Linked DNA regions of Homo sapiens: regions 2, 3, 4, 5, 6 and 7 are each linked to region 1. Evidence: chromatin contacts called from ENCODE Hi-C or POLR2A ChIA-PET data. All regions are on one chromosome and are shown on one strand. The core of a region is the stretch at or near the end of the contact, and the rest is flanking DNA. Distances in the headings are between cores, read along the strand shown.

The links. Hi-C counts contacts between places; a loop is a spot of excess contacts on that map. ChIA-PET counts read pairs that join two places held with the same protein, here RNA polymerase II (POLR2A). Pooled maps may share reads with other maps.
Region 2: a pooled map shows a loop between it and region 1 (4-fold over the local background). The contact joins two enhancer-like sites. A Hi-C loop is called at or near these places in 1 of 168 maps with a recorded cell type or tissue (sciatic nerve) and 4 of 50 pooled maps. POLR2A ChIA-PET finds 5 or more read pairs at or near these places in 4 of 52 experiments (HEK293, OCI-LY7, WTC11 and 1 more).
Region 3: a pooled map shows a loop between it and region 1 (2.4-fold over the local background). The contact joins the promoter of HOMER3 here to the enhancer-like site in region 1. A Hi-C loop is called at or near these places in 2 of 50 pooled maps. POLR2A ChIA-PET finds 5 or more read pairs at or near these places in 2 of 52 experiments (GM12878 and activated T-cell).
Region 4: a pooled map shows a loop between it and region 1 (2.3-fold over the local background). The contact joins two enhancer-like sites. A Hi-C loop is called at or near these places in 2 of 50 pooled maps. POLR2A ChIA-PET finds 5 or more read pairs at or near these places in 4 of 52 experiments (OCI-LY7, WTC11 and naive thymus-derived CD8-positive, alpha-beta T cell).
Region 5: a pooled map shows a loop between it and region 1 (2.0-fold over the local background). The contact joins two enhancer-like sites. A Hi-C loop is called at or near these places in 1 of 50 pooled maps. POLR2A ChIA-PET finds 5 or more read pairs at or near these places in 6 of 52 experiments (CD4-positive, alpha-beta T cell, CD8-positive, alpha-beta memory T cell, WTC11 and 2 more).
Region 6: a pooled map shows a loop between it and region 1 (7-fold over the local background). The contact joins two enhancer-like sites. A Hi-C loop is called at or near these places in 3 of 50 pooled maps. POLR2A ChIA-PET finds 5 or more read pairs at or near these places in 3 of 52 experiments (BJ, CD4-positive, alpha-beta memory T cell and H1).
Region 7: a loop to region 1 is called in a pooled map, with 4 times the contacts of the local background. The contact joins the promoter of UBA52 here to the enhancer-like site in region 1. A Hi-C loop is called at or near these places in 1 of 37 single-sample maps with no recorded cell type and 5 of 50 pooled maps. POLR2A ChIA-PET finds 5 or more read pairs at or near these places in 10 of 52 experiments (B cell, CD4-positive, alpha-beta T cell, CD4-positive, alpha-beta memory T cell and 7 more).

The regions. Positions count from the first base shown.
Region 1 is chr19:18,698,743-18,702,897 of GRCh38, reverse strand. All of the region lies in intron 1 of CRTC1 (CREB regulated transcription coactivator 1), which reads right to left. Among named protein-coding and RNA genes, the nearest start is that of CRTC1, 17 kb to the right of the region's middle. RefSeq lists enhancers at 1,592-1,641, 1,985-2,831. Within about 2 kb of position 1,742, at least 31 of the 41 ENCODE cell types and tissues checked have a DNase peak (open chromatin) inside an H3K27ac peak, as active enhancers do; they include B cell, CD4-positive, alpha-beta T cell, CD8-positive, alpha-beta T cell and 1 more, where a contact is called at or near this core.
Region 2 is chr19:18,448,899-18,453,053 of GRCh38, reverse strand. ELL (elongation factor for RNA polymerase II) reads left to right here. Exons shown (of 12, transcript NM_006532.4): 7 at 1,406-1,502; 8 at 2,079-2,577. Among named protein-coding and RNA genes, the nearest start is that of ISYNA1, 13 kb to the right of the region's middle. RefSeq lists enhancers at 1,245-2,051, 2,052-2,858. Within about 2 kb of position 1,958, at least 4 of the 41 ENCODE cell types and tissues checked have a DNase peak (open chromatin) inside an H3K27ac peak, as active enhancers do.
Region 3 is chr19:18,938,902-18,943,056 of GRCh38, reverse strand. HOMER3 (homer scaffold protein 3) reads left to right here and starts at 1,840. Exons shown (of 10, transcript NM_004838.4): 1 at 1,840-2,006; 2 at 4,008-4,088. The coding sequence starts at 4,075. It overlaps HOMER3-AS1 (HOMER3 antisense RNA 1), which reads right to left and starts at 2,803. Exons shown (of 3, transcript NR_134913.1): 1 at 2,433-2,803. RefSeq lists a silencer at 1,677-1,876.
Region 4 is chr19:18,477,327-18,481,481 of GRCh38, reverse strand. The region is part of intron 1 of ELL (elongation factor for RNA polymerase II); the gene reads left to right. Among named protein-coding and RNA genes, the nearest start is that of ISYNA1, 41 kb to the right of the region's middle. RefSeq lists enhancers at 2,543-2,612, 2,026-2,928. Within about 2 kb of position 2,406, at least 37 of the 41 ENCODE cell types and tissues checked have a DNase peak (open chromatin) inside an H3K27ac peak, as active enhancers do; they include OCI-LY7, where a contact is called at or near this core.
Region 5 is chr19:18,501,114-18,505,268 of GRCh38, reverse strand. All of the region lies in intron 1 of ELL (elongation factor for RNA polymerase II), which reads left to right. Among named protein-coding and RNA genes, the nearest start is that of ELL, 19 kb to the left of the region's middle. RefSeq lists enhancers at 587-636, 3,857-4,155. Within about 2 kb of position 2,162, at least 23 of the 41 ENCODE cell types and tissues checked have a DNase peak (open chromatin) inside an H3K27ac peak, as active enhancers do; they include CD4-positive, alpha-beta T cell, where a contact is called at or near this core.
Region 6 is chr19:18,864,262-18,868,416 of GRCh38, reverse strand. UPF1 (UPF1 RNA helicase and ATPase) reads right to left here. Exons shown (of 24, transcript NM_002911.4): 21 at 2,967-3,128; 22 at 2,639-2,856; 23 at 2,251-2,373; 24 at 187-1,896. The coding sequence ends at 2,254. Among named protein-coding and RNA genes, the nearest start is that of CERS1, 30 kb to the left of the region's middle. RefSeq lists a silencer at 1,602-1,801. Within about 2 kb of position 1,741, at least 2 of the 41 ENCODE cell types and tissues checked have a DNase peak (open chromatin) inside an H3K27ac peak, as active enhancers do.
Region 7 is chr19:18,569,319-18,573,473 of GRCh38, reverse strand. It overlaps UBA52 (ubiquitin A-52 residue ribosomal protein fusion product 1), which reads right to left and starts at 1,617. Exons shown (of 5, transcript NM_001033930.3): 1 at 1,565-1,617; 2 at 71-181. The coding sequence starts at 173. It overlaps KXD1 (KxDL motif containing 1), which reads right to left. Exons shown (of 5, transcript NM_024069.4): 5 at 4,096-4,155. RefSeq lists enhancers at 252-928, 1,567-1,906, 2,117-2,236, 1,607-2,283.

The sequences.
Region 1 (4,155 bases), core at 493-2,992:
TCACAATGTGGGAAACAGGTGGGGGGTTATGGGTATTCCCTGCACTATCTCCAAAACTTTTCACAAAGTCTAAGAGACTATCTCCTGTGTAATCCCAGCACTTTGGGGGGCCGAGGCAGGTGGATCACCTGAGGTTGGGAATTCGAGACCAGCCTGACCAACATGGAGAAACCCTGCCTCTACTAAAAATACAAAATTAGCCGGGTGTGGTGGCGCATACCTGAAATCCCAGCTACTCGGGAGGCTGAGGGCAGGAGAATCGCTTGAACCCGGGAGGTGGAGGTTGCGGTGAGGCAAGATTGTGCCATTGCACTCCAGCCTGAGCAACAAGAGCGAAAATCCATCTCAAAAAAAAAAAAAAAAAGACTATCCCCTAAGAAGCCAGGTATGGGGCTCAAGCCAGCACTTTGGGAGGCCCAGGCAGGAGGAGGATCACTTGAGCCCAGGAGTTTGAGACCAGCGTAGGCAACACAGGGAGACTCCTGTCTCTACAAAAAATATATACTAAAAATTAGCCAGCTGTGGTGGTACACACCTATGGTCTCAGCTACTCAGGCGGCTGAGGCAGGAGGACTGCCTGAGCCCAGGAAATTGAGGCTACAGTGAGCCAAGATCACACCACTGCAGTCCAGCCTGGGCAACAGAGCCAGACCTTGTCTCAAAAAAAAAAAAAAATGCTGGGCACAGTGGCTCACGCCTGTAATGCCAGCACTTTGGGAGGCTGAGGCGGGCAAATCACCTGAGGTCGGGAGTTCAAGACCAGCCTGACCAACATGGAGAAACCCCATCTCTATTAACAATACAAAATTAGCCGGGTGTGGTGGTACACGCCTATAATCCCAGCTACTCGGGAGGCTGAGACAGGAGAATTGCTTGAACCCGGGAGGAGGAGGTTGCGGTGAGCCGAGATTGCACCACTGTATTCCAGCCTGGGCAACAAGAGTGAAACTCCGTCTCAAAAAAAAAAAAAAAAAACAAAACGGTGGGCGCGGTGGCTCATGCCTATAATCCCAGCACTTTGGGAGGCCAAGGTGGGCGGATCATTTGAGATCAGGAGTTGGAGACCTGCCCGACCAACATGGTGAAACCCCGTCTCTACTAAAAATACAAAAAAAATAAAAAACATTAGCTGGGCCTGGTGACACACGCCTGTAATCCCAGCTACTCAGGAGGCTGAGGTAGGAGAATCGCTTGAACCCAGGAGGTGGACGTTGCAGTGAGCTGAGATGGCGCCATTGCACTCCAGCCTGGGTGACAGAGTGAGATTCTGTCTCAAAAAACAAAAAACAAAAATCCTATCTCATAAGAAACAGTTAACAGCAATGAATACTCCCTCAGGTGAAACTAAACAGATGACCCATAAGCCACACAGTGGCAGCTGTCATATTCTGGGCCAAGGCACAGAGGTGAACAAGGTGCGATCCTGCTCTCACTGTTGCCCCAAGTAGCAGCTCAACAGCTGGCCTCGGCCAAGCAGGCATCTTTCAAGGTGTGCACCCACCACGGGCCGGGCACGGGGCCAGACACTTTGCGTGGATGCATCATCTAATCCATGTGACGACTCCTCAAGGGGGCTCTGTGAGCACCCCCTTTTTACAGCCAGGAAACTGAGGCACAGAAGGGAGGGACTGTTTGGCAGGAGCCAACAGAGGCGCATAGAGCAGCGTGATGAGCCCCGGGCTCTGGGGGCGGGCCCGCGAGCAGGCAGCCTCCACCCCATGGTGGACCTTCAGGCTCCTCCTTCTGCCCCGGCTGAGCCGGCAGTGAAGGGATTAGCGGGCTCCTTGCCGAACAGAGGCCGAGGCCGCCTGGGCGCAAAGATAGGCTGTTGGGACCATAAATCATCCCCAGGGTCTGTGCATTTATTCTGTGATGATATAATGAGCCACTCCTGTCCTAATTACAGCCACCAATCTCGCCTGCCTGGGAGGACCGAAGGGATCCCCGCAGCGATGGAAGCGGGATGCGCACAGATGCGAAAGGACTCAATGGTGTAACGCAGCAGGGAGCCTCTGCTTTCAGTCACTTGAGAAAGAGACGCTGAAGCAGACAGAGAGCCCCTCCGAGGTTCCGAGGTTCTGCAGACCCCTGCAGCCCAGAAAGGTGGACAGCTCGCGTGTCTTTGCGGACACGCTCGGCCTCCCCGTGTCCCCAGCCAGAGGGACGGCCAGCCCACAGAGCCAGTCCCAGGCGCCCTGCTAGGCTGTGCTGATACTTCCTCCCAGAGATTTCCGGGCGAATGACCAGCTGGCATGCACCCACCCACCCTCTGCACCCAGGTGAGTGGTGCCAGATGCAGAGGAAACGGGAAGTGCTGTGGTGTTTCTGTTTTCAATTTTAATCAAAGTTTTGAAACATAAATGATTTCTTTATTTTCATTTTTTTTATTTAAAAAAAAAAAAGTGTGGCAGAGAGCTTCTCTGCAGCAAGAGCCCCGGCAGGAAAGGGAAGAGAAGGGCGGCCTGCAGAAGTTCTCAGGGAGGCTTCGCCCCCTTGCCGAGAGCCCCCAAGCACCGTGGTGGTCTCTGGGCTGTTGAAATACCAGAGTGGGGTATGTGGATAAGGGACAGGGTGGCTAGGATATGGGCACAGGGTATTAGCACCCGCAGTGGGAGAAGGCCCACCCTTCCAAGCAGACTCAGCCCCTCTGGGCCTCACCGCACCCTTCAACCCCACCCCACGGAGTGAAACTCCTGGGACCAGCGGAGGCGTCAGGACCCAAGTACAGAGAAGGGGGAATTTTATGTAGTAAATGAGGACCCAAAGCCTCTCAGCCGCTATAGTGGTGACGTTCCCCAGTGTGGGGCTCCCTGAGATGGAAGACGCAGCCACTTAACATAACCCTCCCGTCGCCAACCCTCCTGGGGAATCAGGCTCAGGATCCATGGGTGTGAGAGCTGCCGAGATGAGGCTCAGTCTGTCACAAGCCCGCCTTTGCCAAGCCCCAGGTCATCACAGAGCCCCAGCACCCACTATCTCCGGGGGACACCTGCCCTGGCCCCTCCTAGGCCTCCTGCTGCTCCCTACTCGTTCCTCCCAGGCCTGTCCCCACATGGCAGCCAATGGGATCCTTGCAAAGCATAAATCCCACATCACTGCCCTGCTCAAAACCCTCCCCATCCCAGGACCAGATCTCAACCCCTCACCCTGGCCCACGAGGCATCACCCCCAGAGCCAGGCGAGGCCAGGCTCTTCGCTTTGGCTCAGAGCCGCAACCTCAGGGGCAGGGCCAGCTGGCACAGGTGTGGCTTCCTGTCACTCCCTAGGGCAGGGTCTCCAGCTGACCTGCTCTCCAAGGTGTCTCCGGGGCCAGCTCACAGGAGATGCTCAGGAAATACCAACTGACTCGAGGAATGGACTTTCCTATCCAAACCCTCACTGCTGCAGGGAGAACTCACCGGGCCACCCCAGTGCTTCTTGTTCAGGCACTCAGAGGGCTGGGTGGGCACCATCATGCAGCCCCAGGGCCATCCTACCCCGAGGATTTGACCCTGGAACACACTGTGTTCCGTACAAGTATACAGGCTCAGGATTTGCTTAGAAAAATGTGAGCTCCAGGAAGACCACAAACTACTCTTCTCACTTCAGGGCCCCTCAACAGCCGGTACATGTTCCCAGATGGAGGTATTGAGAAGACCCCGCACACCCCTCCCAGGACTGAAGTGGGGACATTGGACCATGTGACATGGTACTGGCCCTCTTAGAGAGCACCTGCTTCTATGAGATTCCAGAATGAACTGGAGACAGGCCTGCCCACAGGGAGGTCAGATTCCAGAGCCTGCTGATGCCTGCTGAGCACCTGCTGAGTTCACACTGTGCCTGCTGAGCGCCTGCTAAATACACACTGTGTGTCAGCTGAGTGCCTGCTAAATACACACTGTGCACCTGCTAAGCGCCTGCAGAGCACACACGGTACGCCTGCTGAGTACCTGCTAAATACACATTATGCACCTGCTGAGCGCCTGCTAAATACACACTGTGCACCTGCTGAGTGCCCGCAGAGCACACACTGCGCCTACTGAGTACACAGTGTGCACTTGCTCAGCAACCAAATACACACTGTGCACCTGCTGAATACACACCGTGTGCCTGCTGAACACTGTACGCCTGCTGAGCACCTGTATACACATTGTGCACCTGTGGAATACACACTGT
Region 2 (4,155 bases), core at 709-3,208, 250 kb after region 1:
GTGATCCGCCTGCCTTGGCCTCCCAAAGTGCTGGGATTACAGGCGTGAGCCATGGGCGCCCGGCCTGTTGATTTATTTTTTAACGTTTTCATCTCCCTGTGGAGTCTCTTTTCAAATGTATTTTCGTGTTCCTCTGTTTTGAGGTCTGACGTTTGTTGCCTGGAAGCTGCAGTGCAGCCGTTGGGGACACTGCACAGCTTGGGGCCTCTGAATCCCGATGTGCCCTAGTCCTGGGCCCTGTTTCTTCTTCTCCTGAGGCCACACATCTGGCCATCCTGTTGTCCAGCTGTGGCCCAGGTAACTTCCCAACTGCCTGGAGGAGTGGCCCGAGCCTCTTTGCTGCCTGACAGCCCTGGGCTCACTGTCCTGCAGCCCCACCAGCAGTGATGAGGATCTGGAGTAGAGCTGTGGGGGATGGCCCTGCAGCAGTCTGTTGTCCCCTGAGGTCGTGGTGCCTCTTGCTCTGGGCCCTGGATTCTCTGGATCCTGCAGCAGTCACCACTCATGCTTCTGCTATGCTTTCCGGTGTCTTCACTCCTCCTTTTGTCTCTGCCTTGCCTGTCCAGTGGATGCAAATGCCTGTTCTCAGTTTTCTGTCTTTAACTGGGAGTTCTGTTTATGTCCACATGGCTCTCCTCTCAGGCCACCAGGGAAGTGACACCTGCAGTGGTCTGTAGCCTAGCCCATTTGTTAGGGAGATGGGCTCTGGGTGTCACTGGCTGGCAGAATGGCCACGGCCCTGGACTTAAGTCTCTCTGCAGGGCCTGGAGGGGCGCTAGGCTGCCCTGAGATGGCACAGCCCCCGGGAATTGAACAGTTGGGTCAGAGAGGATACCCATAAGCTGCAGGGTTGCTGGCGGGGGTGGGGGATTCCACTTGCCCAGATCACATGGAGCGGGAGAAGGGGCATGCACTGGGGTGTTTCTTCCCTTCTTCCCCAGCTGCATCACCTAGTCAAGCTGGTGGCCACTCTGCCGCCCTCCAGATCCTGCTGTGACCTGGGCTTCCAGGAAGGCTGTCTCATCCTAGGCCAGGGCCCTCCGTTCTCTTCTGCATTTTGGACAGTTTCTGCAGTGAGCGTTCTGAACAGGATGAACAGCTGTCTTTAAAAGCAGGGTCCAGCACCCTAGCGTGTGTCCCTGGTCTCTCCGGTAGCAGGCACCTACACAAAGTGATCCTCCTCTGGGCTCAGGGGGACAGTGAGTGGGGAAGTCCTCCTTTGGGTGAAGTCGGGGGCAGGATGGCCTCAGGCCCAGGCTCCTGTGACCCCTTGGCCCTGCTCTGGATTTGGGAGGAGGGGGGTCCCTTCCTTGAGGCATCTCCACCGGGCCCCCATGTGGATACAGGCCTGGGGCCCCTAGGCCCCCTCAGCACCTTCTGACCTAGCCCTGCCTCTCCTTCGCAGGAAGCTGTGCCAGCCACAGAGCACTGGCAGCCTCCTTGGAGACCCTGCTGCCTCCAGCCCCCCAGGCGAGCGTGGGCGCTCGGCCTCGCCCCCACAGGTAAGTGAGGCATGCCTGGGGTGACTGTCCCAAGCACCTGCAGGGCACTCTGTGCTGCATCAGTAACCCTTGTCACCTTCCTCACCAGCTCTTTGGAGCATGAGCTGCTCCAAGTTGAGCCGCCTCCCTCCGCCCAGGGACCAAGGGGGAAGCTGTCGGGTTGGGGTTGGGGGCAGATTCCTGCCAGTGTGGCCGCAGCACCCCAGTGTCACAGTGCGGAACCTGGGACGGGGGGCGGCTCCCTGATGTGGGCTCAACCCTGGGCTTCCTGCTCCTGTGTCACAGTTATCACTGGGGAAGCATGCTGAGCACAGCAGCGCTTTAGACCAGTCCCCAGGGGTGGCCCGCTCACACACTGGGCCCTGCCCTCCCCCTGCATCGATCCCAGCAGGCTGATGGGCCCCAGCTGAGGCCACCCTGAGCGGCACCTGGGACCTGACTTGGTGCTCGGGCGCCCCCATGTGGCCAGCGTGGGCCTTGCAGGCGGCGTTGGGTTTTCTAGCCAGGCCAGGGGATTGCCTGTTGCTGCTCAGCCACTCTGTGCTCCCCTCTAAAATGATCTCTGCTCCTCTCCAGAAGCGGCTGCAGCCTCCTGATTTCATCGACCCCCTAGCCAACAAGAAACCCCGGATATCGCACTTCACTCAGAGAGCTCAGCCTGCCGTCAACGGGAAGCTGGGCGTGCCCAATGGCCGTGAGGCCTTGCTGCCCACCCCGGGCCCACCAGCCAGCACGGACACCCTCAGCTCCAGCACTCACCTGCCCCCGCGGCTGGAGCCCCCGAGGGCCCACGACCCCCTGGCCGATGTCAGCAATGACCTGGGCCACAGCGGCCGAGACTGTGAGCACGGAGAGGCGGCTGCCCCAGCCCCCACTGTGCGCCTCGGCCTGCCCCTGCTGACGGACTGTGCCCAGCCCAGCAGGCCACACGGCAGCCCCTCGCGCAGCAAGCCCAAGAAGAAGTCCAAGAAGCACAAAGACAAGGAGAGGGCGGCTGAGGACAAGCCCCGGGCCCAGCTTCCAGACTGTGCACCTGCCACCCATGCCACCCCCGGAGCCCCAGCAGACACCCCAGGTAGGTGCCCAGGCAGGAGGGCGTTGCCGGGGCTCTAAGTACTGGCCCCACACCCGCCTCACCCTCATGGGGTGTCGAGGGGGCTCAAGCTGTAGAAGCCAGGGGAGGGGACCCTGTTGCCCCAGGCCCCATCAGATTTGCCCTGTGTGCCTGGCACCTGGCACCCTATGTTCCTGCACCTGGTCCTCTCCCTGCCTGTCTGGAGTGCCCGGTGCCACTTGCAGTCAATGTGCCAGGCCAGCACTGGGGGCCGGAGGCCCAGAGCCTTGTGGGGAACTGAGGCCGCAGAAGGGGCTAACATGCAGAGAGGAATGGGGCCCAGGCCCCAGCTCTGACTGCAGGGAAGCCCCAGGAGCCAGGGCCATGCTGAGGTCTGCTGGGGTTCAGGGAAGACAGTGGGGGCCCAGGCAAGCCAGCCCTATTCAGGGAGAGGCAGCACAGGTGCAGATGGGCAGATCCTGGTGGGAGAGGGATAGCACCTGGACCTCTGTAGGCACCGTGCGACTGTTGTGGACTGTAGGTTTCTGCTGTGGGGACAGGGCCTGGCAGGCTGGGATTGGGGAGCCAGGAGACCTGGGCGGCTCCGAGACCACAGCCCAGGCACCTAAACTGAGCAGCAGTAGCACCCGCCTAGCACCGTGGCCATGAGCCTGCGCAGCTGTTCATTTATAGGAACCAGCAGAAGCAGTGGCCAGCGTGCAGCGGCTGTTCCACCACCATGTGCGACAGGGGCTGCAGTGGTCCCATGTGGCGATGGCGGCCAGTTGCAGATGGCCACTTCGCTCTCGGCGCCAGCTGGCCCAGGGCAGCCCAGGTGGTGTCACCTGCTGTGCTTTTGGGTTGTGTCTCTGGGGAGGAGGCTGAGTCAGGGGATTCCTGGGATGAGGGTGGGAGCCCTTCTTTCATTATAGCTTTGCGTTGCTCAGAGGGCCATGCCCCGTCCCCTGCTGTGGCTGGAGAGCAGGTCCTCACAACTGTGGCTGGGTCTTACTGGATAGGAAGGAAGACTTTCGGGGTTGGGTCAGCCCTGCCTCGTGCTGGGCTTCCCACCTCCCGTGGGACTGCATGTGGGGGCCGACGGGGAGAAGGTGGCCTTACTCCCTGGGCAGCCTCTCTGACCAGGGCCATGCTCAGGGCAGGACTCCTGATTCCCAGGACACACCCACACCCCACAGCCAGACCTGGGCCACGATCAAATGGCAGGATCTGCCATTTGAGACCCTTGGCCCGGCTCCAGGGTCCACAGACCACTCTGGGCTGTGTCCCTTCCTTGGATGCCCAGTGCCTAGGTGCCAAGACAGGCCTGGGGACTCAAGGTGGTTTCCTGTCTGGCCTGGTGCGTGTTGGCCCCTAGGCAGTTCATCCCCGGCCCAGGGGCTGTCATCTCTACCACAGGTGAGAAAATGCAAAGCAGGGGTAGATGTCCCAAGCACCAAGAAAAGGACAGTGGAGGCACCAGAAGCTGAGCCTGGTGCTGGTGGTCCATGTTACCAGAGTCCTGAAGGTGGTACTTGTGCAGGGCATGTCTTAGCTGTCCTGTGCCCGTGCCCAGGACAAGCAAGTAGAGAGACGTGGGCT
Region 3 (4,155 bases), core at 591-3,090, 240 kb before region 1:
GTTTGAGACCAGCCTGGGCAACATAGTGAGACCTCGTCTCTAAAAATAAACTTTAAAAAAGAAAAAAAAAAGAGTCACAGGGATTGGGACAGGGGAGGGCAAGATCCCTTCCAAGGCCAGGGTAGTCAGAGAGGCTTCCTGGAGGAGGAGACAGGGTGGTGGCGCTGAGCCTGGAAGGACAAGGCAGAAGAGATGCCTGCAGCGAGGGCATTCCAGGTGGAAGGAACAGTTTGGGCAAAGGCCTGGATGGGGGAAGACTCAGATCTTGGCGCAGGAGTCAATCTCCAAAAACAACCTGACCTGGAATTCACCTAAAGGTAATTTGAATGTAATGTAACCGCCAGCTCAGATATACTATTCTTCTTAGAAGGAAACAGAAATAAAGGAACAGGGAAAGGAGACAGGAGCAGAGGTCTTGGAGATGAAAAGCAAAAGCCTCTCTGAAGTTGTCAAAACACTCAAGTGTCGGCCAGGTGTGGTGGCTCACGTCTGTAATCCCAGGACTTTGGGAAGCCGAGGGGGGCAGATCACTTGAGGTCAGGAGTTCGAGACCAGACTGGCCAACATGGTGAAACCCCATCTCTACTAAAAATACAAAAATCAGCCAGGTGTGGTGGCATGCACCTGTAGTCCCAACTACTCGGGAGGCTGAGGCAGGAGAATTGCTTGAATCTGGGAGGCAGAGGCTGCAGTAAGCCGAGATTGTGCCACTGCACTCCAGCCTGGGCAACAGAGTGAGACTTTGTCTCAAAAAAAAGAAAAGAAAAGAAAAGAAAAACTCAAATGTAAGATCAGAGCTTTAGGGCGCCACAGGCCTTGGTTCCAGGGAGCTGCAGGACCTCTGTCCACAAACGAACCAACGGCGCCGCACCGTGTGATTTTGGAGACGGTGCCAGAGAGGGGGCGGCACCAGGATTGACAAGTGGGACACATGGGCTTGGGGCTGGGGAGGTGGATCCTAGTTCAACTCCGGAAGGATGCTCTCCTGGCAAGTGTGGGAAGGGGGTGCTCCCTGTGACCAGAGGTGACAAACGCAGGCCAGTGGAGGCTGAGGGGATGCAACCATGCGTTGGAGACATTTCCTCAGCCTTTGGATTTTGGAACCCTCAAACAACAGCAAAGATAACCTTAATCCAACCATTGTGGGCATTTTTACCATCGTCTTGGGAGGGACAGAGGTGGACAGACGTCCCTGCTTAGGGATGGGACGGGCAGGGGAACAGAGGCTTCTCTCTCTTTGTCTTGCTTCCCGTTCCCTCCCGAAGTTGATCTCTTCCGTTTCCTGGCAACACCCATTGAGCACTTACTGTATGCAGACCCTGAGACCCACTGCCCCCTCCCCAACCTCACTGGGCCACCCATGTCAGCCCGGGAGGGACCTGACCTCCCTCACAGGCCCAAAGTTATGACCTCAGGTAGTGGGGACAGAGGCAGCTGTCTCCTGAGAAGGTGACAGGAGGGTGAGGTCACATCGCTGTCCGTGCAACTCTCTCCATCTGCTTCCTATCTCTCCGCCTGTCTCCCCCGTGTCTCTGTTTCTGGGTCTCTTTCTCATCCCAGATGTCCCTCTCCGTCTGTCTCTCTGTCCCCACCCTCTGCTCCCAACCCGACCCCACGCAACCCCCCCCCCCACTCCCCCTCCACCGCCCCTAACCCCCTCCCTCAATCCTCCGTCCCTTCCCCAGTCCCGGCCCCCGCCCCTCCCCCTTATCCCCTCCCCCATACCCTCTCCCAGTGCAAAAAGCCGGCAGGGGGCGCAGCGGGGCGGCCTTGGCGGCCCGGGGAGGCGGGGCGGGCGGCGGCCGCGTCGGGACCGGCCGCGATGGGACCGGAGGCGGCGCGGGCGGCGGCGGCGCAGACAAAGGCACGGGCGGCGTGGAGGGCGGCGCGGAGGGCGCGGGCCCGGGAGCCAGGGAGCGAGCGGGGCGCCCGGCAGCGCGGAGTCAGCGCCGCGGGGGCCGCACCCGACTCGCGCCTGGACACTCGCGGGGCGCCGACCTGGCAGGGTGAGCCCGGCCTGCCGAGCCTGCGCTGGGAGCGCGGGGGCCTCGAAGTCCCAGGGCCAAGGGGAGGGCGTGGGGGTTCCCCAGAAGTTTCGGACCCGGGACTGGGAGCGGCGCGAGGGGTCCCCAAGTTCCAGGGCTGGAGGGAGCGCGGGGGTCCCGAAGTTCTGGATTCAGGGTCTGAGAGGGGACTGCGTGGGAGGTTCCCAAAGTTCTGGACCCGGCGTTGGAGGAGGCTGCGAAGAGGTCCCCAAAGCTGCGGACCTGGGGTGGGGTACTGGGGTGGGAGGGGTCCGGACGTCCCGGACCCAGGGACTGGAGGGGTGGCAGGGGGTCCTCGAAGTTTAGGAGTCTAGGACAACGCGGAGGACCGGGGTCCCGGACCCAGTTAGAGGAGGAGTCACGAAGGGAGTCCCCGGAGTTACCGACCTGGGGTTGGAGGAGGCAGAAGAGGTGTCCCCCGAAGTTCTGGACCCAGAGACAGGGGGCGTCGCGGGAATCTCGGAAGTTCCAGGGTCAGAGCCCGCGTCCCGGAGTTGGGGCGTGCACTGGGTGTCCTGCCTCGGGTGGGGATGGGATCCTGAATTAATATTAACCCCCCCGTCCCCCGCACTCGGGTGCATGGGATGGGGCCTCATCCACCGGCCAGATTGGGGATCCCGGGCACCGGGCGGTGTCGGACCCCCCTCCGGGAGCCCCGTGGCCGGCGGCATCCGAGGCGCATGACTAGTTGGTGAGTAACTTTCCCCAAACGCTGCAAGTCGCAGCAGGAGCTGCCGGACCGGAAGGGCCTGGGTTCCGGGGACCCCTGTGTTCCCCAACTCCCACCCGGCGCAGGACCCGCCCCCAGTCCAGGCCAGAGCTGCCGCCCCACCCCCACTCAGGGGCTCCGGTTTCAGACCCTGTGACCAGGACAGCAGCTGCCCAGGACAGGATAGGGGGGGCATCCCCCCTTTGACCACAGAGGCCGCTGGGCCAGGGCCTCCCCTCCCCCACCTGTCTTCCCCCTCCTCCAAACTCCTCCTTGGTCCCCTGCAGATTCGGGGTTGCTGAATGGCCCAATGGGGAGGTTGGGGAGCCCTGGTCTCCCAGTGTGGATTCTGCTCTGCCCTCATGGTGGGCATTGGGATTGGCTGTTTGTCTACATCTTGTCTTTTTAACTTGGCTGGGGGCTCCCTGGGGATTTGGACTCTGGACTTCAAGGTGTGCTTCTGCCCTAGGGTGGGAGCTGCTGGGGGTGGGGTCCCTCTGCAGGGTGTAGTGGGGAACTGGTCTCCTGGTACTACACACCTCTCAACGCCCCATTTTTTGGTGGAGAGCCCCGCTCTGGCCAGTCATGGGTGAATGTGGTGGAAAGAACTCAGCAGAGATTTGGCCTCCACAGCTCAGCCTGGGATGGAGGGGACTTCACGGGGGTGCAATAACCAGGACAATGAGAAATTTACATCTGGATGTCAGCGGCCACCAGGCTCCTCTCAGAGGGCCATCTCCTGTACAGGGTGTTGTGGGGGCTTCCCCTAGACAAAGAAAGATGGGGTCTGCTTGCTCTGAGTTATCTATAATAATTATCTTACCTTTTTGTTTCTTTTTATAATTTCTTTCTTTTTTGAGACAGGGTCTCACTCTCTTGTCCAGGCTGGAGTGCAGTGGCCTGACCATAGCTCACTGCACTGCAGCCTTGACCTCCTGGGCTCAAGTGATCCTCCCACCTCAGCCTCCCCAGTAGCTGGGACGGCAGGCACATGCCACCACACCCAGCTAATTGTTTAAATTTTTGGTAGAGATGGGGTCTCGCCATGTTGCTCAGGATGGTCTCGAACTCCTGGGCTCAAAGGATCCTCCTGACTCAGCCTCCCAAAGCACCAGGTGTACTTTGGGCCTCTCCTGCCTTTTTGATTGAAAGTTCCATGACGGGCACACCTGGTGATGGGTCCTGAGATGGAACCTGCTTGGCCTCCCTCAGCCTGGCCTGAGGGACACTCATAGTCCCTCCTCTCTCCCTAGGGGCCAAACCAGTGCTCCTGCCACCTCTCTGGCTGCCCCCTAGAGCCTGCCCATCCCAGCCTGACCAATGTCCACAGCCAGGTGAGCTCCCACCTCCCCCAGCCTGGCCCTGAGCTTTCTAAGTGGGGGTGCCTGGCCCCCACCAAAC
Region 4 (4,155 bases), core at 1,157-3,656, 220 kb after region 1:
GAGGACTTGAAGGCTGCATGACCCCAGTGGGCAGAGATTAGGGTGATGCAGCCACAAGCCAGGGAGTGCCTGAGCCTGCAGCAGGTGAAGAGGCCAGGAAAGGTCCTCCCCTAGAGCCCCCAAAAGGAGGGAGCCTGCTAACACTTGGATTTCAGACTTCTGGCCCCCAGTCCGTGAGAGAACCAGTTTCCATTGTTTTAAGCCACAAGTTTATGCTCAGTTGTTGCAAGGACCACGGGAAACTCATCTTATGTGATTCCATTGATAAGACTTTCTGGAAAGGCAAAACCATAGGGACAAAAAAACAGATCCAGGATTGCTGAGGGTGCGGGGAGGGTCAGTCTCCAAGTGGGGATGCAGGAAATTGGGCAGAAAGGAAGGTGGCCTGCTCAGCGTGCTGTCCTGGGAAAAGCAAGCAAGGTGCGTGGAGCGTGTAGAGGCCACAGTTTTGGGCAATCTGCATATTTTTGTCTACAAGATTTCTGAAAAACCCTTTTCCATAAGCTTTCTATGCACCTTCGTGAATGCAGATAGAAATATCTGCTGCGGGCTGGGTGCGGTGGCTCACACCTGTAATCCTGGCACTTTGGGAGGCTGAGTCTGTCGAGTTGCTTGAACCTAGGAGTTCAAGTCCAGCCTGGGCAACATGGCAAAACCCTATCTCTACAGAAAATAGAAAAATTAGCCAGGTGTGTTGGTGTGTGCCTGTGGTCCCAGCTACTCGGGAGCTGAGGCAGGAGGATCACCTGAGCCTAGAAGGTCGAAGCTGCAGTGAGCCGTGTTCACACCACCGCACTCCAGCCTGGGTGACAGAGTGAGAGCTTATCTCCAAAAAGAAAGAAAGAAAAAAAATACTTGCTATGCCGGCCACTGAATTACACTTGGCTTGTAGCCAGTTGGAGTCCCTTTCCTGCTCTTACAGGCCCACCTGGCCTGCTGAACACACCATCTGTCCTCCCAGGCTGGCAGAGGAGCTGCCGTGGGTCCTGCCCTCTGCTCTGCCCTGACCGTGGCCACCTGGTTCCCTAGGCTGGAACCAGTGAGGTCCACAATGTGTCTGTCCAAGTTCCCTAGCTCGTCCCTGAGCCAACCAAGCTCACTGGGCAGATCTTCCTTTGTTTTGTAGTTCACGGAGACAGCCCCACTCAGTCACTGTCTAAACTCTCCGTGGCCTCAATGTCCTGCTCCAGTCCTGCCAGGAAGTCTCAAGGAGGATTCCTGAATAGCGTTTCCCAATCATTTGTGCTTTACTGGAAAGGGGGGGCCTGTTGTGGGGAGGCCACCGTCCAGGGCTCTTCCCGGGACTTCACCTTCCCTCTGCTGGACCACACGCCGTGGCTTGGCAGGGTGACCCAGCTCTGTAAGATCAGGACGTGTGTGCTGACACTGGTGCTTGGGAGAGTCAGCAAGATGGACTTCTGAAGAAGGAACAGATGCATTCCTTTCTGTCATTTCCTGCATCAGGGGTGGGGTGGCAGGCCTTGCCCAGTAGACAGCAGGGAGAACGTGCTGCCTGGGGAGAGTGGGCACTTCTGCTGAGTGGGTGCTTCTGGAGGGTGGTGGGAAGGATCATGTGTCTTTGGGGCAGCCTTGGCACCTGCTGCCTTGGGCCTCATTGTCCCCAGGCTGGTAGCAGGTATCCTGGGACCTGGCCAGATTGGGCCCCGTCCATCTGTCTGTGTGTCTCATCTCTTCACTGTGCCCTCTCCCTAGTTTCTGTCTTTGCTGGAGAGTTTTTAAAACAATCCTAGATTTTTTTTTTTTTTTTTTTTTGAGATGGAGTCTCACTCTGTCGTGCAGGCTGGAGTGCAGTGGCTTGATCTCAGCTCACTGCAACCTCCGCCTACCGGGTTCAAGCAGTTCTCCTGCCTCAGGCTCCCGAGTAGCTAGGATTATAGGCGTATGCCACCATGCCTGGCTAATTTTTGTATTTTTAGTAGAGATGGAGTTTCACCATGTTGGTCAGGCTGGTCTTGAACTCCTGACCTCAAGCAGTCCACCTGCCTCAGCCTCCCAAAATGCTGGGATTACAGGTGTGAGGTACCATGCCTGGCCAACAATCAGATACGTTCTTCTTCACCCGTAACTTTTCCATTTATATTTTATATTTGTTGAAGGGAGCAGGTCTTTTTTCCCATAGATTTTTCTGCTTTCTGCTCTGATGGTCGCTTCCCGTGGCAGGGTCAGCCCAGGGCTTCTCAGCCCCTGCACTGCTTGACATTTGGGGCAGGAGGTTCTGTGTTGCCTGCAGTGTGCTGAGCAGCATCCCTGGCCTCCCCCGAGCCAGATGGTGGGGACTGTCCCCGCCCTCAGTGGTGAGGACCAGAAATGGCTCCAGACATTGCCTCGTGCCCTGGGGAAGATTCACCCACCACACTTCCTGTAAACTGGTCACTCGGCCTGGAGGTGGATTTCGTAAGCCACTTCCTGTTGCTTCATCCCCGGAAGTGCTCTTTGCCGGAGGGGAGAGGATCAGGGGATTCTGGCCCTGGAGAGGTTCCTCCTCACCCTTTCCTCTGTCTCAGCATTGAGGACTCTCACTGCCTCCCAGGCTCTGCACCCTCGACCCTTTTCCCAAAGGCATTGCTGTCTTTACAGGAGTGTCCTCATTGAGGGGGAGCTGCCTACAGGAGTCTCCCAGTCTGTGTTCAGTAGCCCCAGTGGGCGCCCAGGCCAAGTGACCGCAGGGCGCAGGCATCACTGCCCTGCTGTGTTGAGGTCTGTTCTCCGAGTCAGGGTCTGAAGTCCAGTTGGGTCTGGGGAGCACCAGCCTCGGCACAGCTCAGTGCCTGCCTGTCCGGCCTTGAAGACCCAGCTGACCTGCTGACTGTGTCAGGCCAGCTGTGGCGGCCCTACCAGGCTCCCCAGCTCCCACCTGGGGCCCTGGCCTGAAGTACAGCAGCGGGGGTGACTTTGTATCTCAGGAGCTCCCAGTTCCATACCTCATGCTGGGTAATGAAAGTTGGATTTTTGCCACTCGAGGGCCTGAGAGGACTTGTGGGGGTGATGACCCCTCAGAGGGTCTACAGAGACTGGGCAGGCGGTGGCCTGAGGCATGGCTCTCCCCTGCTGGGTGTTCTTGGGTGTGAGATGGGCAGTACCCTGCAGGTGTCATGTGCTACTGAGTTACCCCGTTATTTAATTAATGCAGCCTGAGGCCAACCCCAAAGCTTCTAAGGCAGCAGGGAAATCACCTGTGCTACAGTCTGTTCCTGACCCTCTGTCCTGCTTCATAGATGAGGTAACGAGGCGCTTGGCCCCCCTGACAAGGGTTCGGCCATGACACCACGCATGTTGGCTCTGGAGGGAGCAGCCAGAAGAGGGTGTGGTGGGCCACATGCTGTCAGGCGTCCCCACCAGGCCAGGCTGGTGAGCACAGAGGGTGACAGCTGGTCCCACCGTGAAGGGACCTAGCTGGCTCTGCCTGTCTGCAGCCGACACTCACCTCCTGGGCCCTTGATTGGCTTGTCAGGGCACTGCACCCCAGCTGCTTTCTGTGTTTTTTCTCATCCCCCCCACCCAGTCCTTGTGTTCTCATCACCATCTATTTAGCACCCCACATTCAAAACCCCAGCCTCACTACCGTAATTTATGCCTTGAATGATCTTTTGCAGAAACATCATAAGAAAAAAGCCTTTTCTATTCATGCATGCTCACTGTGCCCGCGTCATCCTCTGCAAATCCATAGGTCCATTTAGGGTCACTCTCCCTCCTTCTGAAGAACTTCTAGAACCTTCCTCACAGTGCAGGCCAGATGCTGACAGAAGATTCTCTCAGCATTTGTTTGAGCGAATCTTTATTTCCCTTTCTCTTTTCACTGGGCATGGAATTGTGGTCTGGCGGTGTTTCTCCCTCAGCACTTTGAAGATGCCCTCCCAGTGTCGGGGCTGGCTCCTGATGTGCAGTGTCGGCACCTCGGCACTTGGGGCGACTGTTGTGGCTGTGCTGATTTGCTCATGATGCGCCACGACCTGGTAGTTTTCCTGCTGGGGGTTGACAAGGCTTCTTGGGTCTGTGGATTTATAGCATTTGTTACATTTGGGAATCTCTGGCCACTCTTTTCTCAGATCCCCCGCCTGCCCTCAGGACTCCAGTTACTTGCACGTGGGATCCCCTGCTGTCGTCCGCAGGTCACCGAGGTGGTGTTCGTTTCCT
Region 5 (4,155 bases), core at 913-3,412, 200 kb after region 1:
TTGCATTTGCTGTTGGGTGAGCTGTGGCAGATGCAGAAGAAAGCACACCACAGAGGAGAGGGGAGGGGAGGAGAGGATGGGAGAGGAGTGGGGGCTACGGGACAGTGGCTTGTGTTCCCCTGATGTCCTGGTATGTCACTGCCCTCTGGCACACAGAAGTTGCCCATCGTTCTCAGTCGCCTGAGGTTTGGCCATGATGGCAGGAGGGTGAGATGTCCTGAACCTTGACCTGCTGCTCCCACAGCCCTGGCAGCCCAGAATAGTCAAAGCCTGGGTTGTCTCCACAAGGCAAGAGTTTTTTCCTCTGCTGGAGCTGTGGGCTGAGAGCCTCCTGTGCGCAGGCATCACACATCCCCAGGCCAGGTGGCTCCTCGGGTGCTCAGGGCTGTGGGGGCTTTGTGTCCCTCAGGCCCTGTCCACTGGACAGGTGGTGGCAGGGCTCCGTGGAGAGTGTCCCAGAGTAAATGGGTTCTGGTATATGCAGTGTTTCTCATGACAGCCCATGGGGTGTGTTGGTGGGGGGAGATATAGCTCATGTGCCAGTGTCACTCTCGGGCCTTGGCAGGGATGCAGCTGGGAGAGTTCTGTTTATTTAAAGTCGAGCCTCAGGTTTTCTGCTGTGACTTATTAACCCGTTGATCCACCCTGTGGGCGGTGCCAGGCTCTTCTGAGGCCTGACAGGTGGGCCTAACCTCTGCTGACCAATGACAGAGAGCATCACTGCTCTGATGACCGGACCCAGGCTGCAGGTTCTGGAGTCTGTAGCCACTTCCCCTTCCTCCCAGGCAGAGATGAACGTGACAGGGATGAGATGTACATGGCAATTTCAGATGGGAGTTGAAGAATGCTGAGCTCTGTAGAAAATGTAGGGGAAATTTAGCAAAGCAAGCCACGCGTCATGGATTTCAATCAGGATGTGACTTGAGATGTGGGTAATCCCGAGAGTCACAGATTGCTTTGGAAAAACAGAGCAGGAGTGGCCTCTGTGCGTCAGTGAGCACACCCTTAGGTAGATGGCTGACAGATGCCCTTTGCCCACCTCCCCTCCTCCTCAGCCTCACCCCTCCAGCCTCTCTGTGCCGTCCCTGGCCTGTTGGCACAAGTGGCTGAGGAGGCCAAAATGAAGTGATGCATGCTTAGCAGAGGTGCCAGCACAGTTGACCCCTGCATCCGCCGTGACAGCCCGCAGATCCTCTGCACGCTGCAGCCACCAGGCGAGGCCTCCCTGGATGCCGAGGAGTCAGTGCTTCAGTGAGCCCCTTGGATCAGGCGGGGGGATGTGAGTGAGCGGGTTGTCCACATGGATAGGAGTGGGGTCAGACCTAGCGTCTGGCCAGAGTGTGTGTCCTTAACCTTGGCCAGGCAGCAGCCAGGCCCCCACGTGTGACTCCAGTTAGCCAGGTGCATTCTGAACGGGAGTGATGAGTGACAGTCCCGTGGGCCCTCATCCAGCCTGCAGCAGGGAAGGCTCCCTGAGGAGGGAAGCTCGGCAGGACCCAAGGAAGGGTGGTGTTTCTGAGCCCTAGGCGGGTGCTTGGGAACAGCCCATTCTCCACTCCCGCTGGCTCCAGGTGGCCAGAGTAACAGGTCCCGTCCCTTCCCACCACTGCTCAGACATCTCCTCACAGCCCCTGAGTGCTCAGCAGCCGTGGCTCTGCACGTACCCTGAGCTCTGGGTGTCTGGGGCCACATCAGCTCACTTGGTGAACTGTTACTAGATGAACATGTGGTGGGGCCGGGTGAGGAGGAACGTGTGTCCTGCAATAGCCTGTTCTGTCTGTTCCATCACCTCCAAGAGCCCACATCCTGCCTGGGATTCCCAGTACGGGCAGCTCAGTTCCTCAGAGCCTGGCCAGACGTGCCCCCCACTTGCTGGGGCTCCCTCGCTCCTATGGGTCTGCTTCACTCCCTTGCTGTTCTCCAGCTTTGCCAGTTGCCTTTTCCAGAAATAAGACAGAAAAACTCTGTCACCTTCTTTTCATCCCACTTATCACCCCAGGGTGGGGGTGCTCCCTCCCAGATGCCATAAAGATACCCGCGGCCCTGACTGCTGGGCGGGCGGTGCCACTGGACACTCTCCAGACCACGGATGCTTACAGGGATGTCCCTGCGCTGGGTGCCAGCCTGGCACAGTGCGAGTTCCCTTTTCTTTTTAAGCCAGGTTCCTGTTTTACCACATTAAACCAGCTGTAAAGTGCCACTTTATAAAATAAGCAAGTGATAGGGAGCCACTCTGGCAGGGCCCAGGGAGCCGAGCAGTGCCTCCCAGCCCTGTGCCTGTGTGTGGTGGGTGTGCAGCCACTGGAAGTGCCGAGCTGCCTGCCTGGAGCGCTGGCCTGCCCTGTTAATAACCGAAGCTCTGCTGGGCATTGGCACACCCGGCCAGGTGGCCCCGTGGTTTCCCAAGACAGGGGCTTTTGGATTCCGCATTGATGGCCCAAAACTCCTTCCCTAAGTTGTCTCAGAAGCAAAAACAGGAAGGTCATTGGGTTTCTTTGCAGAACACTAACCCATGCTGCCACCCCGTGTTCCCACTCCTCCTCCTGGCATCTGCAACATGACAAGTGGCAGGTGTCTGGTGTCCGTTGTCATTGGGCCCTCTCTCTCATTTAAACACCGTCTCTTCCTCCTCGGCTTCTTCAGTTGTCATCTCTCAGAGATGGGATTTTGGGAAGTCCCATGTGTGGATTACTGGGACTTTTGTGGTTGGGGATATTTGATCTTTTAGTTATAAACGTCTGCTCCTGATGCGGCTGGTTGCAGGATTTCCCTGGTGGTGGGGGTGCCCGCTGGCAGAATTGACTAAGGTGAGCTCACTGCTGGGTTCTGGCAGCCCTGCCCACTGCGAGGCACAGTCACCACAGGCCTGGCCCTCACCTGGGACACCTCCCTCCCCTCCTGGCCTGCCCACAACTCAGAAGACGTAGTTGGTGCTCTCCACGGATGATGGCTCCAGGGAGCCTTTGTGTACCCACAGCTGTTCCATGGTCCACCCTAGGGTGGTCATGTGTCTCCCTTGCTGTCCTGGAATCCTTCATTCACCTCTGGGTGCTGGACTGGGGGTGTGCGTCCTCAATGGGCTATCTGGCTGTGGTGGTAGGAGCCTCCCGGGTGCTCCTGCCCCGTGGAGCTGTGGGGCACCAGGCAGCTTAGCGTAGAGCACCAGAGCACCTCCCACTTGCTGTAAGCTCCTTGTCCCCATGCCAGGTGCTGCTCATGCCTCTGTGGGACGCACTCCAGCAGCCTCTGGGGGTGACGCCTGGTTCCTGATCGTGTGTCTTCTGACCCCAAACCACCCTCATGAGGCCCCAGGACCTGCCCGCCAGGCCCCAGTGTTTCTTCCTCTTCCTCTTGACTGTGTTCAGGGCCTTCTTTTGGAAAGGGCTGTCCTGGTCACTGGTGCCCATGCTGCCTCCCCTCCTTCCTGCCCACCCGCAGACACGTAGCTGGAGGTTGAGGATGTGGGGGAGATGCTCCCCAAGGATGGACCATTTGTGGGAGAGTCCGAATTTGCCTGGATTGGTGGTTTCAAGTTTCTTTTGCTTTTATGTGATGCCATCACCTCTTGGGCCCCCAGGTGTGTCAGATGGACCAGTGGGAAGTGCCTGGGATTGGGCAGATCCTGTCCTAGTGAATCCTGGCTGTCCTCGTGTGCACTCGTGAGTAGCCGGCCCCTGGCTTGGCCCCCGTCTCATCCGCCTGGCTCTGAGCTGGCTGTGCCGTGGACCAGTGTCTTGCTCCCTTCTGCCAGTGGCCCCTCACTCCAAGGCCCCGGCTGGCCTGGAAGAGCTGCCTTGAAGTGTGAGGCACGTTGGAGGGTCCGCCTCATTGTTGAGGCGTGGGCCCCTCCTCGCCAACAGTGGGCCCATCCCAGGCCCTTTCCCACGTTCTCTCGCTCAGCAGGGTTTTTGATTCCTCTTAATTTGGTGTTGGTGCTGGGCACACACAGTATTGCTCTCATCCGGGTCTGCTTGGTGGCTTCTCATGTGTTTTGCCCACTTGCGTTACTCTCTGTGGTCCATGGCTGTGCTCACCACTGTTTCCCATTGGGTGGTTTGGCGTGGAGTGGGGTTCACTGTGTCACAGGTTGTCTACGTGGCCCCTGGAGGTGTGCTGCTTGCTGCCCACAGGCATAGCTGGCGAGAACAGTGTCGT
Region 6 (4,155 bases), core at 492-2,991, 170 kb before region 1:
GACAGGCCCAGGTGCTGCCTACGGGAAGGGCCCAGGGGCAGGGGTCGCCCTTCAGTCCTGCAAGGCAGACCTGTCCCTTCTGGGCTTTGCCTGTCTCCCTCTGGCCTCCTTCACACCCCAACCCGTCACTCAGCCAAGGCAAAACCCCAGCACCCTCCACCCCCTGCAGTTTATCCAACCTTGGTGTGAAGTCAAAACTGTTTATTAATATTTGGTGACAAAAGAACTTAAATTGACCGAAAATCAAAAGTTACATTGCCTTGGTACAGTGCGCCTGGGTTTGTCAAGGCTGCTGCTACAAAGCTGGAGAACACAGCACAGGGCGAAGCAGAGGCAAAGCGGCCCAGCCCAACAGCCGGGATGGGGCAGGGAGCGTCCCTCAGGCCGCCGCGGGGTCACCGCGGAAACCTACCCGGTGCATGCCTCTACGCGGCCTACCGGAAGAAGGGGAAACCGAAAGCCCTAGAGCAATGGGAATAAATAAGAGTCCCTGCCAGAAGGAAGGTGGCCTGTGCGTCCCCGTCTGTCCCATGTAGAAGCCGGAATCTGGAGGTGTTCGGATCAGGGCCAGTGACAGCCCCAGGCCCGGGGCAGGGGAAGCTGGAGGCCTGGCCGCCAGGCAGAATGACACCCCAAGCCAGGCGTTCGAGGGGCTGGGGCAGCTCTCCTAAAATGACCCTCTGCCAATGACACCACACCCTCAGTCCCTTCACACAGAACGCGGTAATTTCTGTAACTTGTTTCCTTACCCCCCAGAAGCAGCAATCACCCCATCAGCAAAGTTGCCGGCAGGCAGAGCTCCCAATTTGGGCTTTCGGTGTGCAGCGCTCCGTGTCTAACCAGCACAGGGACTGTCGGTACCTCCTGGGGACGGGGACAGGGACAGGCCCTCTTGTCCTTCCACCAAATCTTCCAAAGGCCCCCGGGAAAAAGCCGTCAATCCGGGAACAGCCACCTTCTCGCCTCCTGGCCACAGGGCCAGTCCTGGCCAAGGCCCCTCGCAATGGGGCCAAAAGCACCTTCCTCACCGGTGCGGGGCCCTGCGCCGAGTCTAGGCGGGAAGCAGCTTGGCTTCTGAGTCCAGCGGAGAACGAGCAGCTTCCAGGCTCGGCGGGCGGCTACCCCAGCAGCCTGATGCCCCGCAGAAAGAAGCCACTGGAAGCTAAAACCAACAACAAAACTCCTCCGGCCGCGGCACAGGTGTTGCTCCTCTTCTCCAGTAGCGCTGGCTTGTTTAAACTGTTTCTGGAAGCTTCTCAAATCTCCCAGGTCCACCGCTAAGATTTTACAGACAAACTTAGGAAAGTATTCTTCAGTACTCCTTTAAAAGAATCTTGAAAAAAACAAAGAGAAAAACCCAAAACACCCTTATTTTCTTTAAATGAAGGCCCTCGGAGAACACAGGCAGCGCGACCTCGGCGCGTCCGGTAGGCGTGGACAGACGCGCCCTCCCGGGGCTCTGCCCCGCACGCTGCTGTCTTTGCAAGGAGCCTGCTCGGGCACAGAAATGCGAAGTTTTTTTTCCTGCTAAGACGTAGTCCCCTTTCAATCAAAGAGAAAAAGAAATAAAAGAACAGAGGAAAGGGCTACTCTGAGATGAGGGTCTTCCTCCCTCCGCCCTGGCCGCAGCCCCGATGGGACGGAGCGGGGCCTCCTGGTGGCCGCGGCTCCCGCGGGCCGGCCCCTCCTCCGCTCCCTCTGCTCCTCGCCGCCGCGGGCCAGCAGGGGGCGCTCGGCCTCGGCTCCTCTCCCTCGTGCGCTCTCCCTTCCTGTTGCTCACACAGTGGTGCTTCAGTTTTAGCAGTGGAAAACAGGTATCCGTTTATTTTTATTTTTTATTACCCAGAATAAGATGCTGATGGACTAAGCCACGTTGCTTAGCTCTTCCGCCGCCACCTGTCAGGAGGGAGAAGGGCAGGAGGCGGTGAGAGGCTGCGACCTGAGCCCCACAGGTACCCAGCACACAGGACAGTGAGGGAGAGCCCGAGCTGCCCTCCCCGACTCTGATGAGGAAACTGAGGTCCCGCGGTGGTCCCCGGAGCAGACAGGATGGGGTAGGGTGGGGTGAGGAGCCACCCTGACTAGCAGTGAAGGGCACAGGCCAAGCTGGCCCTGAGGGCCTATGACCCCCACCAGGCACAGCACACATTTCCAGATACCACCCCTCCAGTGCAGCTCCCTGGGGAGAGCCCCCTCCCATCCTTCTCCTTGAGGCTGGGGTGGGGCCAGGCCTGCTCCAGGGGGGCTTGCCTTTTAATACTGGGACAGCCCCGTCACCCCGCCATGCTGGTAAGCCCGCTCTCCCTGGTACGTGGAGTCCTGTGAGAGCGCCACGTCGATTTGTGATTTAAACTCGTCACCAAGGTAACTGTCCTGAAAGACAAGGTCAGGAGGTAAGCAAGCCACAGGCCAAGGGTGCTCACATCCACCCAGCCCTCAGCAGCCCCAGAGAAAAGAATGGAAAACCCGTCCCCAAACTAAGACCCAGGAGACCCACTCTGATGACCCCAGCCCAGGGACAGGTAATTCAGACAGTGGACATGGGCCAGGCCAGCTCTCTGGGGCTCTTCAGAGGGAATGTTTCAGGTGCATAGCCCCACCCTCACTCAGGTAAGTCCCGTCCCAGGGGCGGGCTCACCTGGGACAGCTCCGGCTGGGAGAGGCCGGGCTGGCTCATCTGGGAAGGCTGGCTCATGGAGATGTAGCCCTGCGTCAGGGCGCCCTGAGAGAAGGGCTGTGACGCCACATCCTGGCTGGCTTGGCTGTTGGGGAGGTTAGTCTGGCTGGGTCCAGGAAGCCCAAAGCGGTTCTTCTGGCGTCCCCCACGACCAGTCTTGCCTTTCGGGGTGCCTCGCCCTGAAAGACAGCAGTCCAGGGTGATCCGAAGGAGGCCAGGGCCTCGCAGACAAGCACACCCTCAAGAGCTCTCAGGAGGGCCACACCCAGCCGCAGCCACAGATGCTCACCTGCAGCAGGCCCGTTGGCTTGTCCAAAATAGCCAGGCGGTGGCATGGGTGGCATGACCAGGTTGAAGGGGATGGGAATGTTCATGGCAGCCACGTGGCTAGGGCCGGCACTGATCATGCCAATCTGGTCATGGGTCTGGAAGTACATGCTGGAAGGCCGGCCTGCAAATCACAGTGGAACACGGCAGGTGTCACCTGCCTCGGTCAAACCCCAGCGATACCCCACCCACCCCACCAGCCAGTCAGCCGGAGCTGCACATCTGTCCTGGCTCTGCCCAGGCTGAAGATGCGGATTCGCAGGACTCCATGTTAACTACAGCAGCCTGCCTGGGGCTGGGTGCTTGGGCAGGCACCTTCCCCGAGGAGAGTCTGCTGGGAATCATTGGCCTACACAGATCTTAAAAACTGAAAATTGGGGCCGGGCGTGTTGGCTCAAGCCTATAATCCCAGCACTCTGGGAAGCCGAGGTGGACCACCTGAGATCAGGAGTTTGAGACCAGCCAGGCCAACATGGCGAAACCTCGTTTCTACTAAAAACACAAAAACTAGCCGGGCATGGTGGTGGGTGCTTGTAATCCCAGCTACTCGGGAGGCCAAGGCAGGAGAATCGCTTGAACCCAGAGGGGGAGGTTGCAGTGAGCCAAGATCACACCACTGTACTCCAGCTTGGGCAACAGAGCGAGACTCGGTCTCCAAAAAAAAAAAAAAAAAAAAAAACACCTGCAAATTGGCCAGGTGCAGTGACTCACGCCTGTAATCCCAGCACTTTGGGAGGCTGAGCAGAAGGACTGCTTGAGGCAGGAGTTTGAGACCAGCCTGGACAACATAGGGAGACCCTGTCTCTAAACAAAAAAAAGAAAATAAATGAAAATCACCCTGCATTTACCAAAGGAAAAAAAAAATCCTTTTTATGAAAATGTTCTATTTGTACTACATGCAGTCCCTGCCCTACCAAAAGGCAAGAAAAAGCTAACTAGCTTGATCACCAGGAAACACAAATGAATAAACTCTGGTTAAAGACAAACACCCCAGGAGTGTTCCGGGGCTAGAGATGCCCTAGGGGCGGGGAGGCCAAGGGAGCCAGGCACCGCCCTTGAGGGGAAGGAAAGATGGGGGCACCTAAAGCTGCAGCCATGGGAACGGCCAGCATCCCGGTGTGAGGACAAGGGGTCGGCCAGGTCCCCTGCTG
Region 7 (4,155 bases), core at 368-2,867, 130 kb after region 1:
ACTGAGACTCCCCTGGGCAGAGAGGGACTCCCAGTTCACAGCCAGAGCCCCCACACCCAGCCCTACTCACCCTCCTTGTCTTGAATTTTGGCTTTGACATTCTCAATGGTGTCACTGGGCTCGACCTCAAGGGTGATGGTTTTGCCAGTGAGGGTCTTCACAAAGATCTGCATGTTTGCGTCTGCAGGAGGAAGGGAGGCAGGATAGACTGGTGAGCAATGCATGCCTGAGTAGCACAAGCTCAGGTGCCTACACCACAGTTGCTATCCCTTTGCCTGCACCAAGTCCAACTGGTCCTGCCCCAGTACCTGTCTTCCTTTCACTCCTCCAAGCCTGGCCCTGCTAGGCTTCTCACACACCCTGGCCTGTAGTCTAAACATGTCCTGGAACTAAAGACCACATGTCCTCCACCCTCCTGACCGCACGGGTGCTCTTCAGGAACACAGACTGTGGTTATTCTCCTTAGGTTTAGCGGCGGAAGGACTCGTCAGTATCTCCTGATGGAATAAGTACCCTTTGGCATCATCTTGCTAGATCCATCTTCCCTGAAGGCGGTCCCACCCTCTTCCACGGCAGCCAGGTCCTGATCTGCACAGGCTGCTCCTGCTGCCAGCCTGGATGGGAAGCCATCCCCTACAACACACATGCCTTCCTGTCGCAGCCTCTCTCCTCTCTAACTCCAAGCTGGAGCACCCAACACTCTTAGCTTCCTTCTCAATTACACCAAAACTCTCCAGACCCCACTTCTTGCCTTGACCCCAAACCACGAACATCACTTAGTATCTACCAACCACCTGCCAAGCATTGTTCACATATAAAAGTTGACTTAAAAAGACAAAGAATCGACCGGGCGCAGGGGCTCATGCCTGTAATCCCAGCACTTTGGAAGGCCGAGGCAGACGGATCATTTGAGGTCAAGAGTTCAAGATGAGCCTGGCTAACATGGTGAAACTCCGTCTCTACTAAAACTACAAAAATCAACTGGGCGTGGTGGCAGGCGCCTATAATCCCAGCTACTCGGGAGGCTGAGGCAGAAGAATCGCTCGAGCCCGGGAGGTGGAGATTGCAGTGAGCCGAGACCGCACCACTGAACTCCAGCTTAGGCGACAGAGCAAGACTCCATCTGAAAAAAATACAAATAGTCTAAAGAAAAGTCTAAAAAGCAGACACTACCACCAGCTCCTCCTTACAGACGTAGTAATGGAGCCAGGTATGAAGACTCAGCTCGAGAAATTTAGTATTTCCAAAGCGACTGACGCAGTGACTGGCAGAGTTAACGCTACACGCTCAATACCCCTCTCTCATTAACTCGGATCTGCCCCGAGGACCTCTTCCCGCCCGAGGCCTCGTGGGGTCACGCTGGCAGGCAGAGCAGGCAGGCTCCTCTCCAAAACGGCGCTCGCCTCCTGGGCCCCGGTCTGGGCTCCGAGCCGTGGCCTCGCGAGCCCTGCCCAGCCACCCTGCCGAGACTGGCCCGCATGAGCCAGCTCAGGGCCGCCTCTTCTGCCGCCCAGGCCCCTGCAGCCTCCCGCAGCCCCCAACCCGCTCTCGGCCCGGCGCGAACCCGCACGACCGCCGCCACCAACCAGCTCGGCCGCCTCGCTGAAGAAAAAGAAGATAGCGGAACCGGAAACCACCTAATCGCCGCCGAAAGCGCTTGCGCACGGAGCACGCCGGACGCCTGCGTCACAATTCGCGCCGCGCCTTGGGCCCCGCCCTGCCGCCATCTTGGATGCTGGCGAACGAAGCCGCAGCGCACGTGGGTGAAGGTCGCCCACCCGCTTCCGGTTGTGGGCCCCGCCCGCCGAGTCACTTGAGACGATTGCACCTCTCCCCGTGTTTGCGTCCGCTGCCTCTAGGCCACTGACAACCGCTGGCGGTTGGCGGGCCCTCAGCGAATAGCTGAACGGAGTAGAGGAGAATGTTTTCTAATAAAGCAAAGGTATTAAGCAGAGGACTGCGGGTCCAGGACGCAGGAGTCGGGGCTGGGAAAGCACCTAACACCTGGAATCGGTTATTATAAAGCTCTCGGCCGCTGTGCCTGAATGGATTTCAGGACAGCAGCAGGGAGAGCAGACGGTACTACCGCATTCGCCCAGAAAGGTGGTGGTGCCTGACAAAAGGTGTCAAGCGGGACTCAGGATTTTTTTTTTTTTTTTTTTTGAGACGGAGTTTCGCTCTCGTTGCCCAGGCTGTAGTGCAATGGCGCGATCTCGGCTCACCGCAACCTCCGCCTCCTGGGTTCAAGCAATTCTCCTGCCTCAGCCTCCCGAGTAGCTGCGATTACAAGTGTGCGACACCATGCCTGGCCACTTTTGTATTTTTAGTAGAGACGGGGTTTCTCCATGTTGGTCAGGCTGGTCTCAAACTCGCGACCTCAGGTGATCCGCCCGCCTTGGCCTCCCAAAGTGCTGGGATTACAGACGTGAGCCACTGCAGTGTCTCTTTTCAGTGTAGGATCCAGATTTGTGGGTGGTTAAAAAGTGCCAGGGCGGGACCTGGGTCCGGTGACTCACGCCTGCACTTTGGGAGGCCGAGATGTGCGGATCACCTGAGGTCGGGAGTTCGAGACGAGCCTGACCAACATGGAGAAACCGCATCTCTACTAAAAATACAAAATTAGCTGGGCGTGGTGGCGCATGCCTGTAATCCCAGCTACTCAGGAGGCTGAGGCAGGAGAATCGCTTGAACCCGGGAGGCAGAGGTTGCAATTAGCCGAGAGAGTGCCATTGCACTACAGCCTGGGCAACAAGAGCAAAACTCCGTCTCAAAAAAGAAAAAAAAAATTACAAAAATTTTTCAGGTGTGGTGGCGGGTGCCTGTAATCCCAGCTACTCAGGAGGCTGAGGCAGGAGAATCGCTTGAATCCGGGAGGTGGAGGTTGCAGTGAGCTGAGTTCACGCCACTGCACCCAGCCTGGGTGACAGAGTGAGACTCCATCTCAAAAAAAAAAAAAAAAAAAAAAAGTGCCACGGCGGGTGCAGTGGTTCACACTTGTAATCCCAGCACTTTGGAAGGTCAAAGAGGGAGGATTACTTGAGGTCAGGAATTCACGACCAGCCTGGAAGACATAGTGAGACCCTGTCTCTACAAAAAAAAGTTTTATTTTGAACTATCCAGGTGTGGTGGTGCGCACCTGCAGTCCCAGCTACTTCGGAGGCAGGAGGATTGCCTGAACCCATAGGTTTGAGATTGCAGTGACCCATGATTCAGCCACTGCACTCCAGCCTGGGCAACAGAGAGGTGCTGTCTCAAAAACAAAACAAAAAAAAAAAGTGCTGAGTACAGAGAAGATGGGGAGCAATGAGAAGTTACCTATAGGCTTAACAGGGGTACCTGTTTATTTCCTTGAACATTTGCAGGCACTACTATACCAGGCAAAAGCAGACACTCTCACGTCTGGGAAGATGCCTTTAAGAACCTAATTTCCTTTTCTTTTTTGAGACAACAGTTTTGGTCTTTTTGCCCAGGCTAGAGTGCAGTGGTGCGATCTTGGCTCACTGCAACCTCTGCCTCCTGGATTCAAGCAATTCTGCCTCAGCCTCCCAAGTAGCTGGGATTACAGGTGTACACCACCACACCCAGCTAATTTTTATATTTTTGGTAGAGATGGGGTTTCACCATGTTGGCCAGGCTGGTCTCGAACTCCTGACCTCAGGTGATCCACCCACCTCGGCCTCCCAAAGTGCTGGGATTACAGGCATGAGCCACCAAGCCCGGTCATAACAACATAATTTCTAAGTACTCAGAAGATGAGGTAACCCTGGGAGTGTGTCTGATGGGGAATGGATCTAGTGTGGCTCCCCTATCTGGAGGAAGGCTGAGATCTGGAGAAGGAATTATGAAATGAGGATGGGAACACTAGTATTGTGAGCAGTGACAGCAGCGTGAGGGAAGACCTAGCTGGTGACGGGAACTTGGGTTGTTATAGCTCCCACCAGGGGGGGTTCCAAAAAAGGGCCACATCTCTTTCTAGCCCTGTAGTGCCTGATTGTCTGCACCTCCCTCCAGCAGGGCCCCCAGCCCCACATCCAGCACTTGCCCTCCTTTTGGGTTGCTTGGCTTAAGGACTGAAGAAGCCACAGCTAGGTGTACTTTTCCCTTTTTAGTAATGGTGTCTTTTTATTGATAACTTCCCAACAGCATCTGTAAACA